Linked DNA regions of Homo sapiens: region 2 is linked to region 1. Evidence: read pairs that join two places in POLR2A ChIA-PET (ENCODE). Cell type or tissue: MCF 10A. All regions are shown on one strand. Each heading gives the region's core, and the rest is flanking DNA. Links, peaks and the distances in the headings are about the cores only.

Region 1 (2,911 bases), core at 216-2,715:
CATGGAAAATAGAGTGTATCCCATGTAATAAGGTAAACATTGTATCATGAGACTTGTGTTACAATGTGTGTGTTTGTGTTTGCTGCAAATAAGAGACCTAAATGTTTACAGGAGAAAAATCTCTGTCTCTCTCTCTCCTCCCCCCAACCCCCTGCTCTCTCTCTCCCTCTATATGTATATACACACATAAACAACTTTTAGGAAGGAACTACAAGAAAGACACAGCAAGAGAGAGTAAATAATACAAAATTACCTCTACAAGATGTCTCAGAACTTTCCATAGAATCTAACTTTAAAGCATCGAACACCTCAAAATCAGATTTCTTGACATGGATCAAATTGTTAATTGTGCCAAGCTGACTGGTAACCACAGGCTGAAACAGTGAATAGAAAAAATTATTGAATCTCTCTTTCAAATCCATCTCTTCCATCCAACCTTCCTCTTTTACTAAAATTTACACGATTGTTCTCAGCACCTCCACGTTTTATCAAGAGAGAAATCCTCCAGTGTAGGGGAGCAGCTGCCCATCAGTCTTGACAGAAATGACAGCTAAAATGAGACTGCTAAGTCAATGGTTACCCTTGGAGATCAAGGCCTTACCTCTGATGGATCATGAACCCACTGTCCATCCACAAAGAACTTGTATTGGTGCTCTCCCTCAGGGAGGTCCAGGATGGCAACAAAGTCATTATGGCTACAGAAGAAAAAAGAAAGGCAAACAGGCCAAGTTCCTTTTAGAAGACTGAATCTAAAAAACAAGTGGCAATCATAGTATCATATGAATAATTTCCCAGATTCCTAAGCCATTGTATCCCCTGGTGTAAAAAACAACGTATAAACCCATTCTCCTTTTCTGTATCATCTTGGACATGTATTTACCAGCTCCTCCCAACAACGTTAGTTCTTAACCAATATCTGGAAAAGAATAATAAAAACATTAATCCCCTCAAATGGTTCACCTTAGTATAACTTACTTTGCTTCAGTAGAACAAGTTCCTCACCAGTGCAAATAAGATAGGTAGGTTTAGGATACAGAAGTGCCTCAAGGTACTCTTTCCCTGTTTTGGTGAACCTTTTCTAGAGAATGAACTACCATACAAAGGGCCATTCTGACAACCAGTTAAATCACTCATTATTGCTTTGGAAGCAACAAATAACATGACTACCTAAAAATTCAAAATGTGTTTTGCTTTAGTGCAGAAGTCAGAGCAACAAGACTCAGACAGTTACAAAAGACTTCCCACAAGCATAGACAGGACTTGTATGACATAGTCCTAAAGAATGTAGCCATAAAGCTATTATGAATCCCTCTGAGGCAATGAAATTCTAAAGGGTAAAACATCTCTGACTCACTATGAGGTTAAAAAAAAATCCCACAGATATACTAAGTGGCCGCAGAAAAGGGCATGTTCTAGAGACAGTCCTTAGTAGGTGGAGAAAAGTCCAGCTGGGTCTCTCTTCTGAGAAAAGAAATCAGGTCTCTATTCCTGGACCCTTAGATTCAACCAAGACACTTGTCACCTCTTAATCAGTGGAATCTTGGTGCTCCAATTGTTGAAGGACCCAGAGATGAAGACCTCCTTGCCTCCTTCAGACCAGCGGATAACAGTGGGCCGGGCCTGCTGTGTGGGCTTTACGGAGTCCTCCAAATCCTGCTGCCATGATACAAACTCTTTGTCCCCAGGGAGCTGTAAGAAGGAGTAGGTCATCCCTAGAATAAACTGTGACCCAAGAATTCTAAAAAGGTCACTCTCCTCCCTAGGATAGAGAAGGGTGCTAGGCTTTGGCTAAGGATATAAACCCCAAAATTAGCAACTAAATCAGAGTTTGAACAAATTATAGAAAAAGAACTCATCTAGGACCAAAAATGGTCAAATGGCCTATGCTCAAGCACTGCCTAAATCATAGCCTAACTTTTGAGTCTACCTGTGTCACTTACCCTTCCAGAGCCTTAGACTCTCCCTTAAAAAAAAAAGAAAAAAATAACTCCCTACCACTAGTTTAACTCATAGGCAGGCAATTATGATATGCTTCTGAGTCTTTCTTCAGAGGAAAAAAAAATGAAAACAAAGTATGGTTCTGTAAAAGATAATTAAGTCAGCCATATATTTTTATAGGCAAATATGAATAGCTCTCAATTACCAGTTGTAATGGAAGTCAGAGATATCAAAATTCATAAGTAATTCATAAACTGTATTTCAGCTAAGAAGTAAAAAGAAGAAACATTAAAAATTCAAAAACTAGATCACTGATTTCTTAAAACTTGAGAAGTGGCTATGAAATCTTACTTATTCCCCTATCCCAGGCTTATACTAATTATTTCAGGAGTAGGAATAAAAATTCTAGAACCTCAAGAAGCAAGAGATCAAAAATACAATTTCCTTTATCAAAAGTAGCTCTCTTATCAAATGAGGTTTATGGGATTGTAAAAACAGTAACTCCTGTTTCTTTTCATTACTATCCTTTGGACCAAGAGTTGGCAGACAGCCAGTAAGCCAGATGCTTTTATCAAGTGTTATTTGAAAACAGCTCTGCCCATTTGTTTACCTATTATTTTACTGATTGATTGATTGAGAAAGGACCTTGCTCTGTCACCCAGGCTGGAATGCAGTGAGTGGTGTAATCATAGCTCACTGCAGCCTCGAACTCCTGGGCTCAAGCCATCTTCCCACCTCAGCTTCCAGAGAAGCTGAGACTAGAGGTGTGAACCAACATACCTGCCTTGCTTACCTATATTGTCTATAGCTGCTTACAGGCTACAGTGGCAGAATTGCGTAGCTATAACAGAGACTGTATGGTCTACAAAGTCTAAACTATTTACTATCTGGCCCTTTACAGAAAGATTGCTGACCCCTATTTTAGACTGGTTTAAGTGACTTTGGTAAATAAGACTGTATAGTATTAAGCCTA
Region 2 (2,911 bases), core at 187-2,686, 230 kb before region 1:
AGCTCAAATGATCTGTCAGCCTTGGCCTCCCAAAGTGCTTGGATTACAGGCATGAGCCACTGTGCCTGGCTCGGTCTTCCTCTCTTGAAGCAACCAATGTTATTCGTTTTATGTGGACCATCCCAGGGCTATCATTATTAATTCAGGTGTTTATACAAGGCTCTCTGAGAACTCAGTTTTAAAGATTACCCAAAGAGTCCCTGCAACAATCCAGCCTAAAACGATATAAAATCAGTTTTGATATAACTGAAGTTTTTAGATTCTGCCTCCAAATATCAGATTGTGACATTTTACCTTTCTCTGACTTTATGCCAAATTTACTTCAACTTCTAGCATCTATCGTTCTCATTTAGGAACAAATATGTATTTCACAAATGTGGAAATACAACCATGAGCCAAACAAAACCAAATCCTGGACTTACGGAGCTGATGGTAGATTCCCCAACATAACCACTTGATTACAGTTTTATGCAATGTGATGGGAGTAAGGGACCACCGTAGGGAGGTCAGAAGTTGCCTCTCAGAGGTGGAGACTACAGCTGTCGTCAGAAGGATGAGGGTTGGAAGAATCTTCAGGCACAGAGCAAAGCATGAGCAAAAGCTCTGTGGAGTCCAGGAAGCTGAGTAAATAGGGAATAAAAGAGGCCAGTTTGGCTGAAGCAGAGAGAGCAGGATGGAATTGGTCTGACCTGTAAGAAGACATGGAGAGGTGGGCAAAGCGCCTGGCCATTCAGGGCTTGGTTAGTTAGGAGGTTTTGTCTAAGAGAACGGGAAGTGGTTTGGGCTGGGAAGTGACAGGGTCACATTACATTTTGAAAAAGCCACTCTGCCTGTTGTGTTGAGATTAGAGAGGCGATAAAGGGGATATGGGTAAACCACAAGGAGACTAGGTCAGTAGTCCCTCCACCCCCACTCCCCAGGTGAAGGTAGCCTAGACTAGGGTGGTGATGGAGGAGGTAGAAGAGGACAGATTCAAGGAAAATTTGGAAGGTAAAAACCAGTAGGATTTGCTGATGGACGGAATATAGGAGGGGAAAGGTAGATTATCAGGGATGTATCTTAGTTTTCTTATAGAAGATGTATTTAGTTGCAATGAAATTGTTAATTGAAATTGACTTTAAATAATGGCACGACTTAAAATTATGCAAACATTTGCCTTAGATAAAATTTCAAGTTTTCAAAGTTTTTAGCTGGGTAGATGGCATGGCTTTACTTCATATTTCTTGGTATTTCCTAATCTTGTTAAAAAAAAGTTTTTCTTTTTCTCAAAGGCTTATTTCAGTGGAAGCCCATCTGCGAAATCTGTTATAAATTTAAATTAGAAAATAAATACAAGTGCCATTGACACGTTGGTTATTGTTTTTGCGAGTGACCTAAGGCCACCTCTCGCGGGAGCTGGGGGCTGCCTTCCGACTCCTGTGCGTCTGCGCCGCGGGCGGAGCCCGGAAGTCAGACTATGGGGCGGTGCGGCAGCGCGAAGCCTGCAGTCCTAAAGGCGGGGTCGCTCCAGGCTTCCGAGGGGGTGTGTCTCCCGCCTCTTTAACCTGGCAGGGGCGGTTCAAGTGGCCGGGGAAATCGGCGAATTGCAGGGTCAAGGGCTGGTGCTTTGAAAGAGAGGCGGAGGGGAGAGAGGGATTTTCCCGTCCCCGCTGCGCTCCGTCCTCCATTACTCGTTTTCTCCGCCCGCGGCCCGAACCCGTTGTGCGGTAGAGGCAGCCGGGTCCCTTTAAGGCCCAGCTGCGCTCCGTCCTCCATTACTCCTTTTCTCCGCCCGCGGCCCGAACCCGTTGTGCGGTAGAGGCAGCCGGGTCCCTTTAAGGCCCAGCTGCGCCTGTGCCTTGGGCTCTCCTGACACGGCCCATCCGGACCCTGAGGAGCCAGCGGGCCGCAAGCAAGTTGCTGGGCGGCGGTTGAGATAGCGGCGGTGCTGGGAGGGGTAGGTGAGGGTCGCGAGGCTGCCTGAGCTTCTGAGTGAGCCTGGTGATTTTGGGAACGCGGGACGGGCGACCTGCGGCGCCAGGAGCGGGGCCGAGGTACGGCGGCACGGCTGCAGCCTGGATGGGAAGTTCAAGTTTACTGCGAAGTCCACCCAGCGTTCCGGAGGTGAGGGCGCCGCGCCAGGCCGGGCGGCAGGTGAGTCTGGGACCTGCGGGCGCACAGCTGGGCTGAGGCGCGGCGCGCTGGGCCGCCGCAAGTTTTGTTACGCGAGCGGGGCGGTTGCGCCGGGCACTGCCGGGCTCCGCAGGGCTCCGCCGGGGCCTAAGTTCCCTGCGCTTGATTCCTCGCCTGCCGCTGCAGCCCACAGCCCTCCTCTCGTGGGCGCTGGGGAAGAAACTCCCTGGCGGGTGTTCTGTGGCATCCCAGGGGGTGGAGGGACGGAGCAGCTTCGGGGGCACGTCTTCGGAAGTCCTGTGGAGCACACTGACTTCGCACCCCACCCTCGAGGCCGTTCCTTCTGGGAACTTGGGCAAGAGCGCTCGCGCCCCTGACTTGCAAAGTTGGGGTCTTTATTGGCCTCCGGGATTCTGCTCCTGGCGGTGTCTCCAGGCTGGTGATGGGCAAGCCAGGTGTGCCAGGTCCAGGATGCATGTGAGGAGCGTTTGTAGCGATCACTGAATCACCTCATGACTAGCGGGGCAAGCCTCCAATTAACCACAGGATTTCTGGTAGGTTGGACTGTGGTGTTGGTGTTTGCAGTCCAAAGAGTTGCTGTGATTTTTCTGTGCCTGTCTGTCTTTCTTTGAGACTTCTTAGATTATCTCATTTGGCGTCCTTTCACCCAAGAGTTAACCAAGCGAGGAATGGTTTCCTCGCTTTCTTCCTACCTTTTGCTGGTGGAGCTGCTTTCGAAAGAAGCACTTTAAGAGGCCGACGCGGGCGGATCATGAGGTCAGGAGATTGAGACCATCCT

The links. ChIA-PET counts read pairs that join two places held together with the same protein. Peaks named below come from ENCODE experiments on the same cell type or tissue, not always from the same donor. Only the 100,000 strongest peaks of a DNase experiment are listed, where the experiment ranks them.
Region 2: POLR2A ChIA-PET joins it to region 1 with 5 read pairs; 1 of 35 experiments calls an interaction of 5 or more read pairs at or near these places.

What each region holds. Positions count from the first base shown.
Region 1 is chr1:147,166,245-147,169,155 of GRCh38, forward strand. It overlaps PRKAB2 (protein kinase AMP-activated non-catalytic subunit beta 2), which reads right to left. Exons shown (of 8, transcript NM_005399.5): 3 at 1,523-1,689; 4 at 602-695; 5 at 254-374. Among named protein-coding and RNA genes, the nearest start is that of PRKAB2, 4.8 kb to the right of the region's middle. In MCF 10A, for the core only: no CTCF peak of the experiment used is centred there; DNase peaks (open chromatin) are centred at 1,377 and 2,497.
Region 2 is chr1:146,936,880-146,939,790 of GRCh38, forward strand. It overlaps NBPF12 (NBPF member 12), which reads left to right and starts at 1,445. Exons shown (of 37, transcript NM_001278141.3): 1 at 1,445-2,133. In MCF 10A, for the core only: no CTCF peak of the experiment used is centred there; a DNase peak (open chromatin) is centred at 1,502.